Regions from separate parts of the Homo sapiens genome. Here all the other regions are linked to region 4. A link is a contact called in ENCODE Hi-C or POLR2A ChIA-PET data. All regions are on one chromosome and are shown on one strand. Each heading gives the region's core, a stretch centred on a gene start or an enhancer-like site at or near the end of the contact. The rest is flanking DNA. Distances are from core to core; before and after follow the strand shown.

Region 1 (3,633 bases), core at 377-2,876, 440 kb before region 4:
GCAACCTCCGGCTCCTGGGTTCAAGCGATTCTCCTGCCTTAGCCTCCCAAGTAGCTGGGATTACAGGTGCTCGCCACCATGCCTAGCTAATTTTTTGTATTTTTAGTAGAGACAGGGTTTCACCATGTTGCCCAGGCTGGTCTCACACTCCCAACCTCAGGTGATCTGCCTGTCTTGGCCTCCCAAAGTGCTGGGATTACAGGCGTGAGCCACCACACCTGACCCAATTGTCTTTTTAATATAATGACTTTTCCTTTGGCTGGATACCATGTAATGGGATTGCTAAGTGAAATGGTAGTTCTATTTTTAGTTGAGATAGCTCCATATTATTTTCCATAGAAGATAAACTCATTTACATTCCTACCAACCATGTATCTTGCTAACATCTGTTGGTTCTGACTTCTTAAAAGTAGCCATTTTGACTGGTGTAAGTTGATACTCAGTGTGGTTTTAAGTTGAATTTCTCTGATGATTAATGATGTTGAGCATTTTTTAATGTGTTTGTTGGCCACTTATATTTCTTGTTTTGAGAAATGTCTGTTGATGGTCTTTACTCAGTTTTCCATAAAGTTGTCTGTGTTTTTTGTTTTTTTTTTTTCATGTTGAATTCTTTGACTTCCTTGCAGATTCTGGACATTAGTCTTTTGTTGGAGGCATAATTTGCAAATATTTTCTTCCATTGTGTAGGTTGTCTGTTCATTCTGTTGATTGTTTCTTTTGCTGTGCAGTAGCTTTTAATTTTAATCATGTCTCATTTGTCTATTCGGGGGTTTGTTGCATTTTTAAGGGTCTTTACCATAAGTTCTTTGCCTGGACTAATGTCCAGAAGGGTTTTTCCTAAATTTTGCTTTAGGAATTACATAGTTTCAGGTCTCACATTGAGGTCTTTAATTCATCTTGAGTTGATTTTTGTACATGGTGGGAGATAAAGGTCCAGTTTTATTCTTTTGCATATGGCTACCCAGTTTTTCCAGCATCCTTTATTGAATAGGGTGTCCTTTCCCCATTGTTTACTTTGTTGACTTTAGCAAAGCTCAGTATGTTGTAGGCATGTATCTTTATTTCTAGTTTCTCTATTCTGTTCCCTTGATGTCTGTGTATATTTTTGTACTAGTAAATGCTGTCTTAGTTACTATGGCCTTATAGTATAACTTGAAATCAGGCAATGTGATGCCTCCTGTTTTGTTCTTTTTGCATAGAAGTGTTTTAGCTGTTCAGGCTGGTTTTTGGTTCCAAATGAATTTAAAAATTGCTTTTTCTCTAATTCTGTTAAAGAAATGACATTTGTAATTTAATAGGAATTGTGTTGAATCTGTAGTATGCTTTGGGCAATATGGTCATTTTAACAATATTGATTCTTCCCATTTGTGAGCAAGGAATATTTTTCTATTTGGTTGTGTTGCCTACAGTTCCTTTCATCAGCCTTTTGTCACTCTCTGTGTAGAGGTCTTTCACCTCCTTGGTTAAATATACTCCTCAGTGTGTGTTTGTGTTTGTGTGTCCTTAATTTGATTCTCAGCTTGAACGGTACTGATGTATAGAAAAGCTACTGATTTTTGTAGCTTGATTTTTTTATCCAGAGACTTTACTGAAGTCACTTACCAAGTCTACGAGTCTTCTGGAAGAATCTTCAGGGTTTTCTGGGTATATGATCGTGTCATCAGCACACACAGATAATTTCACTTTCTCTTTTCCAATGTGGATGCACTTTCTTTCTTTCTGTTGCCTGATTGCTCTGGCTAGGACTTCCAGTACTGTGTTGAATAGGAGTGGTGAGAGTGGACATCCTTATCCTGTTCCATTTCTTGGGGAAATGCTTTCACTTCTCCCCATTCAATTTTAAGGTTGGCTGTGCGTTTGTCTTATAAGGCTCTTATTTTGGGGTATGTTTCTTTCATGCCTAGTCTGTTGAGGGATTTTATCATGAAGGGATATTGGACTTTCTCGAACGCTTTATCTGCATCTATTGAGATGACCATATGCTTTTTGTTCTTAGTTTATGTCATGAGTCACTTTTATTGACTTGCATATATTGAACCATCCTTTCATCCCTGGAATCAAGCCAACTTGATCATGATGAATTATGTTTTTGATACACTGTTAGATTCCGTTTAATAGCATTTTCTTGAGGATTTTTGCACCTGTGTTCCTCAGGTTTCTTGGCCTGTAGCTTTATTTTTCTGTTGGATCCCTGTCTGATTTTGCTATCAGGGTGATATTGGTTTCATAGAATGAGCTAGGAAAGAATCCCATCGCCTTGATTTTTTGGAATACTTTCATTATGATTGGCACCAGCTCTTCGTTGTGTATATGGCAAATTTCGACTGTGAATCCATCTGTTCTTGGGCTTTTTTGCCGGAAGATTTTTAGTACTGATTCTTTTTGGTTACTTGTTATTGGTCTGTTTAGGGTTTCTATTTTTTGCCTGTGCGATCTTAGGAAGTTGTATGTGTCTAGGAATTCATCCATTTCTCTAGGTTTTCTAGTTTACGTGCATAAAGGTGTTCATAGTAGTCTCTGATGGTCATTTGTATTTCTGTGGCGTTGGTTGTAATGTCAACTTTATCATTTCTGATTGTGCTTATTTAAATCTTCTCCTTTTTTTGGTTAGTGTAGTCAGCCATCTCTCAATTTTATTTATACTTTCAAAAAACCAACGTTTTCTTTCACTGATTCTTTGTAATGTTTTTGTCTCAATCTCATTCTTTATCTGTCCTTTCAGAGTTTCCATTGTTTTCAGCATCCATCACTAGCAAGCCAGTGCGATCCTTTGGTGGTGCCACAATATTCAGATTTTTCACAGCGTCAGAATCCTTACACTGATTCCTTCTCTTCTGGAGAGGCCTCCACTTACTCTCTTCGAATTTATTTTCATTTGGATGGGATTTGTTTTGCACATTTTCCCCCGGCCCCGCAGGGAGGGTGACTGTAGAGCATGTTGGGAAGGGTCTTTTGGCTTTTCCCATGGCTTTGGGAGCTTCTGCAGCAGGGTTTGTGTTGGGCTGTGCAGCTCAAATTGCAGGCCAGGAGCTGGTGCTTAAGGGTAAGAGCCACCCTCGGCACAAGCAGGTGGATATGGACCTGGTGTGTTTCCTGTGAGGTGCTGACTGTTGTTTCAGGGGAAGGGCTGGACCGTGGAGTGTCAGGTGCCCTGAGCTTTGTGTTCCACAGGGGCGAGGGAACACCCCTGGGCAGAGCTGGAACCCCCGGCTTGCCCACAGATATCCCAGTGATGAGTGCAGGCACTAGTCCTGATGGACATGGCTGGAGCAGCTCCTAGTGAAATGCCCTGAGGTCTCTGCGGGGGGTGAAGGAGCTACACCGTTTCCAGTCCCATAGGGAGGAACGTTGTCTGTCTCCCTATCACACCCGTGCTCCAGGGCTCATGAGTCTCAGTTCAGACACACACTTTTGTCTCTCCCCAGGCCACAGTGTGGCTGAGGGCCGTGGGAAACACCTGCCTTGCCACTCTCTGCAGGCGTGGTTCCAAGGCAGAGCCTCCTCCCTCAGCCCAGTGCAGACCCTGAGCGGCTGTCTGTTGTCTGACGTGGTAGCTGCTTCATGTAGGTGGGATGTGGGGCTTCTGCCTCTCTGGATGGGAGAGTGGACGTCAGTTGTGGTGGTGTTGCTGGC
Region 2 (3,247 bases), core at 659-3,158, 460 kb before region 4:
TTGATCTATCTGGATAACATCATTTAAAATTGCTTTCACTGAGTATGAAAACAGTAATATCTAGTAACTTGCAGCTCAGATAATGCTTTATTTTTCCTCCCACTTTCTCTATCAAAATAGATGAAAACATTTCTATATTAATTAAAGGGTAAGATATAACACCTGGAAGAGAAAGCACATCTGATGATTGAGGGATCCACCCTCCAATCCCTCCTCAGCCCTCATGCAGGGGAAGCCCAACCTAATGGGCTTCACAGGTCTGTCTTGCTCTGAGCCTTTTTCTGCTTAGGAATTGGTCCCCTGCTGACCCCTTTAACTTTTAGGTATTAACCTGAGTAAGCATAGAGTTCCTCACTTGCTGTTAATCCCTTGAGAGTACATTTTCAACATTTCCTTGCCTTTCATTTTTCTGTTGGGAAGTCCGATCCCAGTGATCATGCTATTCTACTGACATGTTGAGTTGAAAATCACAGGACACAAAAATGTGTTTTAAACTATACAATTTATGCTAGACAATTTCAGTCTAGCATATATACTTTTTAATCTACTTCTGGTATTTTTCAATTTATCATGGTAGGTCAAGGTTTACATTGCATGTTTAAATGTATGCATCTTAGCACTTAATTAGTCTTTCCTCGTCTCTGTCAAATGTTCAACTCTTTAATTCGTGAGCTGTTGCCAGACATTATTCTCCCTTCTTTCCTTCTGACACGTACAATAGATATGAGGTTCTCCCTCCTCACAATATTCCCCCAAATATGGTGAATTTTCACTTTTGGTGTCTCCATAGTGCATTCTGGAAAATTCTCCCAATTTTGTTTTCCAATTTAATAAATGTCTCTTTAGCTGTATCTTGACCTTGATAGAATAAATATTTTGAGTGTGCTTCTTCAACTGAATTTTTGCCTCTAGGATTTCTAACTCATTTCTCTGATGCTCATTTTTTGCCAGTATAATCCATATTCTTGTCTCAGAAATTTAATTTCCTCTTGTATTTTTTTCAGATATTTAAACATGTTTAATTGAAAAAGGGTCTTATGCGTTCCTAGTATTCTATTTCTTTGCACATAATAATCCTTATCAACAAATGTGTAGACTGATGATCATAGCACTTTTTATCATTAGAAGGATGGCTCTTGGTTGTCTATTTTTGTTGGACACTCACCTCCTACACTCCTGAGCTACCATGGAGGGATCCTCTCAAGGCAGTTTTTAGTAATCCAGGACTGAAAATGGGGGACTGTTCCAGCTACTGATGACACGTGGCATTCATTTCCCAAACATAGTGTCTGCTCAGGTTGCTCCCAGAAGGAAAAAAATGCATGTGAAATTCACACTCATGGCCGGGCACGGTGGCTTATGCTTGTAATCTCAGCACTTTGGGAGGTCGAAGTGGGCAGACCACTTGAGGCCAGGAGTTCAAGACCAGCCTGGCCAACATGACAAAACCCCGTCTCTACTAAAAATGCAAAAAAATTAGCCAGGCCTGGTAGTGGGCACCTGTAATCACAGCTACTCAGAAGGCTGAAGCAGGAGAATCACTTGGTCATGAGAATCAGGCAGGAGAATCACTTGGGAGGTGGAGGTTACAGTGAGTGGAGATCATGCCACTGCACTCTAGCCTGGGCAACAAGAGCAAAACTCCATCTCAAAAAAAAAAAAAAAACTCATACCCACACATGATACAGATACCCACATGTAAGAACTCTGCAGTGAATGAATTTGTTTCACACACACCCAGGGGAGTTGGCTCAGTGGTGGCCATGGGCCTGGGTCGGTAAATAGACATATTCCATCACAGCTTTCAGCCTTGCCCAGAGCCCTGGCCCTTCTCTGCCTGTGAGGACCCAGGGCCCCTTTTCTGTTCTGCACAGAAATGGAAACTTCCTCCCTAATGACCCCTAATGGCACCAGACACAGATGCCCTCTCTGTTTCGTGTGTATCCTTCTCCTTCTGATGAACTTTCATTTCTCATTTTCTGGACATGACTGTGATAACCGGGGTGTTGATGAAATATTATGAGAAGCATCTCTCAAGGGCAGGAACAAAGGGGCTCTCCTTAGTGGAAACATCAATCTCAGGCCTTGATGGTGGGCGCCAGCATCCCCTCATGCCCCCACCCCTCCTGTCTTCACCTGCTCTGGAAATTACCCATGGCTGAGCCCCCTGCAGCCCCCAGGCTCCAATGACCCAGCTCCCCTGTGATAAATGGGGTTCATGACAGGCTCCAAATGAGGAAACCAAGGCTCAGAGATGGGAGGTTACTGCCCAAGTTCACACAGGCAGGGGGTGACACAAGAATATTTAAATAAAGACAAGATTTCCCCTCAAAGCAGAGTGCTAACCCCACGTATTGTCCCAGAACCTTGAACTCAGGAGCACAGGATGGGAACAGGAGTGTTTGAAAGAAGACGGGGGCACCAAGAAGGCAGAGTCAGGTCAATGTTGTTTCCAGGGAGACGGGGGCGGATGCTGTTGCGATGAGTCAATGAGAAGTTCGTGAAGGGAACGTTTTTGCATAAAGAAAACCCACACTCCAGTTCTGGGGAAAGAGTCATGATTCCTTCCCTTGTCTCCCTGTATTTCCCCTTTCTGTTCATTGCCGCAATAAAGCTCAACTGGAACTGCAGAGCAAGATGTGAGATGAGTCTCTGCTGATGTGAGTCTGCCCCGCAGCCTGAATTTGCATCTTCCCTGAAGCTTCCCCAGGACTGGTGAGAAGACTGGCCATGGTAGTTTCCCCACAAGAGTGTGTTTATGGGTGAGCTGAAGGAGAGAGTGAAACCCCATGAGGAGGCTCTGAGAGGAAGGAAGAACCCTCCGTTGCCTTCACCTGGAAGGGATCAACTCAGGAAGGCACCACGTCCATTTGCAGCCACGTCCTGGCCCTTAATGAGAAGAGGACAGGACAGGCAGACAGTGAAAGGAGATGAGGAGAGACCCCATGTGTGTCTGAAATATCAACAGAAAGCCTGGTACCTGTCTCAGGCCAAGCACTAGGAAAACAAGAGCCAGGCTCGTGGCGGGGTCCGGGACAGTACACTACCCATGGAGATGCTGGTGGGAAAATCCTGTAAGGGAGAGAACCCTTCCTTTGTGTGTGTTCTGTGGACACCATGGTCTTATCCACCCACACAGCCGGGGCCAGTAGGAGGAAACATCATGACTCTCACCCACACGGCCATGGTCCACTTCACTGAGATTTGACAAGGGGAATGGGAGATTCTAGCATGAGAGGGACCCTGC
Region 3 (3,722 bases), core at 302-2,801, 440 kb after region 4:
CCATCTTTCTCATTTTTTTTCTTTCGTTGTCAGTTTCATATTCCCATCATTTCTTTTTCCCTGTCTTTCTTTTTCAATTTCTCACCCTCATTACATCTATTTCTCACTCCAGTTTTCGTGGTCAGTTTCTCTTTATTTTTTTCTCCCTTGTCCTTCTGTCTTTTTGTTTCATTATCAGTCTCACACTCTCATCTCTGTTTCTCACCTAGTTTTTCCTGGTCAATTTATCTGTCTTTCCCCCTCAGTCTTTCACTTTTCTTTCAGATCTCACCTTCACCACCTCTGTTTCTCACTCCATTTTTCATGGTAAATTTCTCTCTCTCTTTTTTGAGACAGGATCTTGCTCTGTTGCCCAGGCTGAAGTGCAGTGGTGCGATCTCAGTTCACTGCAGCCTTGAACTCCCAGGCTCAGGTGATCCTCCGACCTCAGCCTCCTGAATAGCTGGGATTACAGATGCACACCACCATGCCTGGCTAATTTTTTTTTTTGAGACAGAGTCTTGCTGTGTTGCCCAGGCTGGAGTGCAGTGGCGTGGTCTCGGCTCACTGCAACCTCCACCTCCCGGGTTCAAGTGATTCTCCTGCCTCAGCCTCCTGAATAGCTGGGATTACAGGCGTGTGCCACCACTCCCGGCTAATTTTTGTATTTTTAGTAGAGACGGGTTTCACCATGTTGGCCAGGCTGGTCTCAAATTCCTGACCTCGTGATCCGCCTGCCTCGGCCTCCCAAAGTGCTGGGATTACAGGGGTGAGCCACTGCTCCCGGCCTGATTTTTTGTCGAGATGGGTTCTCACTATGTTGCCCAGGCTGGTCTCAAACTCTTGGGCTCAAGTCATCGGCTTGCTGCGGCCTCCCAAAGTGCTGGAATTGCAGGCGGGAGCCACTGGGCCCAAACTGTTTCTGTATCTTCCGTCCTCTTGTCTTTCACTTTCAGTTCTCAGCTTCGCCACCTGCTTCTCACTCGATTTTTCACGGTCGGTTTTGCTATATCACCTCATACTCTCATCGTCTCCATTTCTCACTGCGTTCTCTCCCCAGGCCCAGCGCTGTGGTATCTTTTCCTTTGTCTCTTACGGTTGTTTTCTGAGTCTCCATCTCCCGCGCCTTCCCTGCAGTCTCCCGCGTGCTCTCTTCTCTCTCCCCCTCGTTTCTCTCATGGTCAGCCCCCTTCCCTCCGTTTCTGTCTCCCGCGGGCTCCTCTGTCCGTTTCTCACCGTCCCCGCCGCCCTCGCCGCTCCCTCACGGGAGGTTTCACTCCCCACCTAAGGGGCAGCGTTTCTGTCCTCCCTCTGTGCCCGTCGCAGTCGCTGTTTCTCCGTCTTCTCCCTCCCTTCCACTCTCCCGCCCTGCTCGCCGTCTGGGGCTGCCTGGGTTTCTGCCTCTGTCGCCCCGCGCCCCGTACCTGTGCCCTCCTGAGAGGCCCAAGCCTCCCGCTCCCGCAGGAGAGTCTCGCCGCAAGCGTCCTTTCCCGCCTTTTTTTTTTCTGGCGCTCAGCACGCATGCGCAGGCGCGGTGGGCCCGGGAATGGAGGGACGGGATGGGGCAGGCGTTCATCTGCCTCGCACCTCGTGACGTCACAGGCGCGCTGCGCCTCCTGATTGGCCAGCCGGCGCATCGCCCGCAGTAATAATAGCTGGGCGAAGGGCAACCAGGCCCCAAGAAGCGGGCCTTGAGGTGGGGAAAGGGAGGGAGGAAGCAGGCCCTAGAGGCGCCGTGACTTGGGGGTGGGTGGGCTCCAGCTGTGAGTTAGAGCTATCATTCCGTTTCCAGAGCCGGAAGCGGGAGCTCCGAGAGGTGATGCTCCTCGTTCAAGGACTGCCAGGGTTGCAGCGCCTCCCTAGCCCATAGCGCCCCCTCGTGGTGGAGGCGGGCACGTGCCGGGCACAGCGGCTGCGGAGACAGCGGGTCCGGCCTCGGGACCCCTCCCGTAGGGTAGGGAGGCAGCCAATGAGCAGAAATAAATGCAGAATCACAAACTGCGCCGGTGAAATGAAAAGACAGCCATGTGTGCCACCTTATCAATAGGAAGACTTGGAGGCGTATGCGGGGTGGAGTGGGAGACGAGGCAGGCATGCATTCTTAGCTTCAGGAGCAATGTAACCTTGAAAAAGTGACTTGGTCTCTTTGAGTCCCCGTTTCTTATTTATATTGTTTTATTTATTTATTATTTATTGAGACGGAGTCTCGCTCTGTCACCCACGCTGGAGTGCAGTGGCGCTATCTCAGCTCACTGCAACCTCTGCCTCCCAGGTTTAAACGATTCTCCTGCTGCAGCCTCCTGTGTAGCTGGGATTACAGGCGCACGCCACCACACCGGGCTAATTTTTGTATTTTTAGTAGAGACGGGGTTTCACCATGTTGGCCAGGCTGGTCTCAAAGCCGACCTCGTGATCCACTCGCCTTGGCCTCCCGAAGTGCTGAGATTACAGGTGTGAGCCACCGCGCCCGGCCACCTGTTTCTTTCTCTGGAAAAAAAATGGGGCGCCAGGGTTGTTGGAAAGGTGGAACGAGAGCTCACCTAGTCTGTGCTGGGCATGCATGACCCCAACTTCAGGCCATAGAAACTGTTGCTACACCTGTGTTTCAGATGGGGTAAAAAGTGAGGCTCAGAGAAGTTTAACTTAGGAGCCACGATTATAACCTGTTTTAAGTGATTTCACACGTTTTGCTCCTTGGATTGGGAACCATATGCTAAAATAGAAGCACGAGTCTGGAGTCCGACTCTCCTACCAGGTTCCAATCGTGGTTCCAACCCGGATTAGAACTAGTTGGGTGACTGCAGGCCCCAATTCAATGAACAAAATGTGTGTGAAATCGTTTAAAACCGCAGAATATTGTTTGTTAGGGTTATTTGCTGAAAACGAACAACAGCTGCAGGATTTCAGGGAACGAGCGATTATTTGTAGTAGAGAAATCAAGGAAACCTCACAGGGGAGATGATATTATTTCATCAGCAGGCCACAAGGAGAAATGAATTCTCAGAGAAGCAAAGGGTGGGAGAAATTTGCATTGCCAGAAATTTTCATCGGTGTTATCCATCTCTGCTAGACTTTAAGCTCTGTGAAAGATCTGTATCTATTTCAATTGCTGCCATAATACATCGCCACAAATTTAGTGGTTTAAAACAACGCAGACTTATTATTTTGCAGTTTTGTAGGTCAGAAGTCAGACTTGCTTAGTGGGCTAAGATCAAGGCGCCAGCAGGGTGGTTCCCTTTGGAAGGCTCTAGGGGAGAATCCATTTCCCTGCCTTTTCCAGCTTCTAGAGGCCACCTACATTCCTTGGCTTGTGGCTCCATCCCCCATCATCAAAGCCAGCAACATTGCATCTCTCTGACCTTTCCTCTGCCTTCGTATTTTTCTCTCTCACTGTGGCTTGAAAGGTTCTCTGATTTTATTTATTTATTTATGAGACAGAGTCTCACTCTGTCGCCCAGGCTGGAGTGCAGTGGTATGATCTCGGCTCACTGCAGCCTCTGCTGCCCAGGTTCAAGCAATTCTTATGCCTCAGCCTCCTGAGTAGCTGGGATTACAGGCGTGTGCCACCACTCCCGGCTAATTTTTGTATTTTTAGTAGAGATGGGGTTTCACCATGTTGGCCAGGCTGGTCTTGAACTCCTGACCTCAGGTGATCCACCCGCCTTGGTCACCCAAAGTGGTGGGATTACAGGCGTGAGCCACGGCACCCAGCCAGTTCTCTGAGTTTAAGGACTTAGATTGGG
Region 4 (3,636 bases), core at 590-3,089:
TTAGTAGAGACAGAGTTTTACCACGTTGGTCAGGCTGGTCTCGAACTCCTGACCTTGTGATCCGCCTGCCTTGGCCTCCCAAAGTGCTGCGATTACAGGCGTGAGCCACCACACCCAACAACCTCTCCTTCTATCTTCCATCTCCCCTCTGACTGAGCCTCCTGCTCCCTCTTATAAGGACCCTATAAGACTACAAGGCAGGACCGGCACAGTGCCTCACACCTGTAATCCCAGCACTTTGGGAGGCCAAGACAGGAGGATCACTTGAGGTCAGGAGTTCGAGACCAGCCATGGCCAACATGCTGACACCCCATCTCTACTAAAAATACAAAAATTAGCAGGGCTTGGTGGTGCACGCCTGTAGAGTCAGCTACTCGGGAGGCTGAAGTGGGAGGACCACCTGAGCCCAGGGAGGGTGAGGCTGCAGTGAGCTGTGACAGCATGACTGCACTCCAGCCTGGGTGACAGAGAGACCCTGTCTCCAAAAAAAAAAAAAGACTACATGATAATCATAAGATCCTTCACTTGGCCGGGCACGGTGGCTCACGCCTGTAACCCCAGCACTTTGGGAGGCCAAGGTGGCCAGATCCCCTTTGGTCGGGAGCTCAAGACCAGCCTGACCAACATGGAGAAACCTCGTCTCTACTAAAAATACAAAATTAGACAGGCGTGGTGGCACATGCCTGTAATCCCAGCTACTCAGGAGGCTGAGGCCGGACAATCGCTTGAACCCGGGAGGTGGAGGTTGTGGTGAGCCGAGGTCGTGCCATTGCACTCCAGCCTGGGCAACAACAGCGAAACTCTGTCTCAAAAAAAAAAAAGATGCTTCACTTAACACATCAGCGAGAACCTCTGACACGTGAGGTAATGTCGTCACACCTTCCGAGGATTAGGACGTGGACCCCTCTACGGAGTCACGACTCTGCCCACCACACCCATGTCCCACAGAGGCTAACGCTGGCAACAAGATAGTGTCCAGCAACAGGAGGCTGAGCAGGTAAACAGCACTGCACCCACAGGAGAGAAGGGCACCATGCAATACAGTGGCCACCAGCCACAGAGGCTAATTTTTAAGAAAGTTTAAATTAAGTAGGCTGGGCGAGGTGGCTCACGTCTGTAATCCCAGCACTTTGGAGGCCGAGGCAGGCGGATCACCTGAGGGCAGGTGTTTGAGACCAGCCTGGCCAACATGGCAAAACCCCGTCTCTGCGAAAAATACAAAAATTAGCCGGGCGTGGTGGCGCACGTGTGATCTCAGCTCCTGGGGACGCCAAGGTGGGAGGATCACCTGAGCCCAGGAGGTCAAGGCTGCAGTGAGCCAAGATCGCGCCACTGCACTCCAGCCTGGGCGACAGAGCCAGATTCTGCCTTTAAAAATAAACGAACAAATAAATAATACAAAACAACAAAATAAAGAGTTTAAAAGTCTGGAAGGAAAGCAACATTTACAAGGGCCCAGGCTCGCCCTTCCCTCCGAGTGACCTTGGGCCGGTGACCTGGCCGGCCAGAGCGCAGGTTTGCCCCACTCCGGGCGGGCACTGCGGGTCGGGAGCTACGGGGCCTGGACCCGGGTGCGAGGGGCGGGGGTCTCCGCCGCCTTCCCGGCCCCTGCGCTGGGGGCCCGCCTTGACCGCGCACGCGGGGCTAGAATGTACTCACTTGAGCAGCACGGCGGCGCCTGCTACCGTGCCCAGCGCCGACAGCGGCAGCAGGTAGCGGCTCATGCCGGGCCGGGGACAGGCGTCAGGCGTCAGGGGTCGGCGCGGAGCTTGCTGCACACCAGCCGCCTGGGTAGCTCCGAGGAAGAGCGCGCGACGCAGCCACAGGCGAGCGGAGGCGCAGGCGCGGCTGGGCCCGCGTCCGGAACTGGGCTGCGAGGGGCGGGGCGCGGGCGGAGGGGGCGGGGATCCTAGGGACGGGACCTATGAGCATCGGTCCTGAGCGCTGTCACAGCTGGGATTGGTGGTTTCAGGAGCCTGTGGGCGTGGCTAGTCCGGGGGCGGGGCCTATGGTTTGTTCGAATGACGTCACACTTGCCGCAGCGTATAAGGCGCTACGCAGTTCTGGAGTGAAATAGGTTCGAATCCCACCACTGTCAATTCCAGACTGTGACCCTCTGTGTGTCTTTCAACTATATCAGCCTATTCCCTCATCTGGAAATGTGTGTTTACCTTCTTCATAGACTTTTGGAGATAATTTGAGAATTTCCATGCACAGAAACAAGGATCTAGTAGCCTGTGGGTACCCAAGCTCCTGGGGTCCTGCAGGAGAAGGCGGCTGGGGGCCTGGACTCCTGGGTCTGAGGGAGGAGGGGCTGGGGGCCTGGACTCCTGGGTCCAAGGGAGGAGGGGCTGGGAGCATGGACTTCTGGGTCCGAGGGAGGAGGGCCGGGTGCCTGGACTGCTGAGTCTGAGGGAGGAGGGGCTGGGGGCCTGATTCATTCCCAAATTATCAGAATCTCATCCCCATGTCTGGCCCTGCACAGAGATATCTTCCCTGAACTCTGCCTGAACTACCTTTCTTAGATTGAGTATTGCACACACTCCTGCACTTACCTGTCCATGTTTGTCACCCCCACCAAACCGGGATGCACCTCTGGGCACCTGCTTCCCCTTGCACTGCTCACAGCGAGTGTATCTGATCACCACCTCCTACCCCTGACTGTGCCTGAGGTGCCAGGAGCAGACACCGCTGGAAACAGGGAAGAATTCAACCCAATCTAACTAGGAGTAAGTTTTCTTCCTCATCAGATGAACTGTCATCTTCTTATATGAGCCCTGCCATAATGGAGATTATACAGGCAGGAAGAGCTATTTTAAGACCTTAGTCAATGGCCGGGCACGGTGGCTCACGCCTGTAATCCCAGCACTTTGGGAGGCCGAGACAGATGGATCACGAGGTCAGGAGATTGATACCAGCCTGGCCAACATGGTGAAACCCTGTCTCTACTAAAAATACAAAAATTAGCTGGATGTGGTGGCACTCACCTGTAGTCCCAGCTACTCAGGAGGCCGAAGCAGGAGCATCACTTGAACTCGGGAGGTGGAGGTTGCAGTGAGCCGAGATTGCCCTACTGCATTCCAGCCTGGCGACAGAGTGAAATTCTGTCAAAAAAAAAAAAACCTTAGGCCTGTAGACCTTAAGCTCTCACCATCTCAAACGTATTAAACCAGTTACACAATGCCAAATGCTGTATAAGAGGCACTTGGAGGAGTCAAATTCATAGAGACAGAAAACAGAGTGGTGGCTGCAGGGGGCTGGAGATGAGATTGGGAAGTCACAGGATTTGTTTTTGTTTGTTTGTTTGTTTTGTTTTGTTTTTTGAGAGACAGTCTCACTGTGTCACCCAGGCTGGAGAGCAGTGGGCGATCTCAGCTCACTGCAACCTCTGCCTCCTAGGTTCAAGCGATTCTCCTGCCTCAGCCTCCCGAGTAGCTGGGGCTACAGGCACGTGTCACCACACCCGGCTAATTTTTGTATTTTTAGTAGAGACGGGGTTTCACCATGTTGGCCAGGTTGGTCTCAAACTCCTGACCTCAGGTGATCCACCTGCCTCGGCCACCCAAAGTGCTGGGATTACAGGCATGAGCCACCGCACCCGGCCGGGAAGCTGTTTTTTAATAGATACAGAGTTTG

The links. A loop is a pair of places that touch in the nucleus more often than their neighbours do. ChIA-PET counts read pairs that join two places held with the same protein, here RNA polymerase II (POLR2A). Pooled maps may share reads with other maps.
Region 1: a loop to region 4 is called in a pooled map, with 2.6 times the contacts of the local background. The contact joins the enhancer-like site here to the promoter of RDH13 in region 4. A Hi-C loop is called at or near these places in 2 of 50 pooled maps. POLR2A ChIA-PET finds 5 or more read pairs at or near these places in 3 of 52 experiments (GM12878, Panc1 and activated T-cell).
Region 2: a pooled map shows a loop between it and region 4 (2.7-fold over the local background). The contact joins the enhancer-like site here to the promoter of RDH13 in region 4. A Hi-C loop is called at or near these places in 2 of 50 pooled maps. POLR2A ChIA-PET finds 5 or more read pairs at or near these places in 2 of 52 experiments (GM12878 and activated T-cell).
Region 3: a pooled map shows a loop between it and region 4 (4-fold over the local background). The contact joins the enhancer-like site here to the promoter of RDH13 in region 4. A Hi-C loop is called at or near these places in 5 of 50 pooled maps. POLR2A ChIA-PET finds 5 or more read pairs at or near these places in 2 of 52 experiments (T-cell and activated CD4-positive, alpha-beta T cell).

What each region holds. Positions count from the first base shown.
Region 1 is chr19:54,620,950-54,624,582 of GRCh38, forward strand. It overlaps a transcript of LILRB1 not described here. Among named protein-coding and RNA genes, the nearest start is that of LILRB1, 7.7 kb to the right of the region's middle. Within about 2 kb of position 1,627, at least 3 of the 41 ENCODE cell types and tissues checked have a DNase peak (open chromatin) inside an H3K27ac peak, as active enhancers do; they include GM12878, where a contact is called at or near this core.
Region 2 is chr19:54,604,508-54,607,754 of GRCh38, forward strand. No RefSeq gene overlaps it. Among named protein-coding and RNA genes, the nearest start is that of LILRA1, 12 kb to the left of the region's middle. Within about 2 kb of position 1,909, at least 2 of the 41 ENCODE cell types and tissues checked have a DNase peak (open chromatin) inside an H3K27ac peak, as active enhancers do; they include GM12878, where a contact is called at or near this core.
Region 3 is chr19:55,502,345-55,506,066 of GRCh38, forward strand. All of the region lies in intron 12 of SSC5D (scavenger receptor cysteine rich family member with 5 domains), which reads left to right. Among named protein-coding and RNA genes, the nearest start is that of SSC5D, 16 kb to the left of the region's middle. RefSeq lists silencers at 1,352-1,441, 1,492-1,541. Within about 2 kb of position 1,552, at least 28 of the 41 ENCODE cell types and tissues checked have a DNase peak (open chromatin) inside an H3K27ac peak, as active enhancers do.
Region 4 is chr19:55,061,309-55,064,944 of GRCh38, forward strand. It overlaps RDH13 (retinol dehydrogenase 13), which reads right to left and starts at 1,840. Exons shown (of 7, transcript NM_001145971.2): 1 at 1,660-1,840. The coding sequence starts at 1,724. RefSeq lists an enhancer at 183-1,150.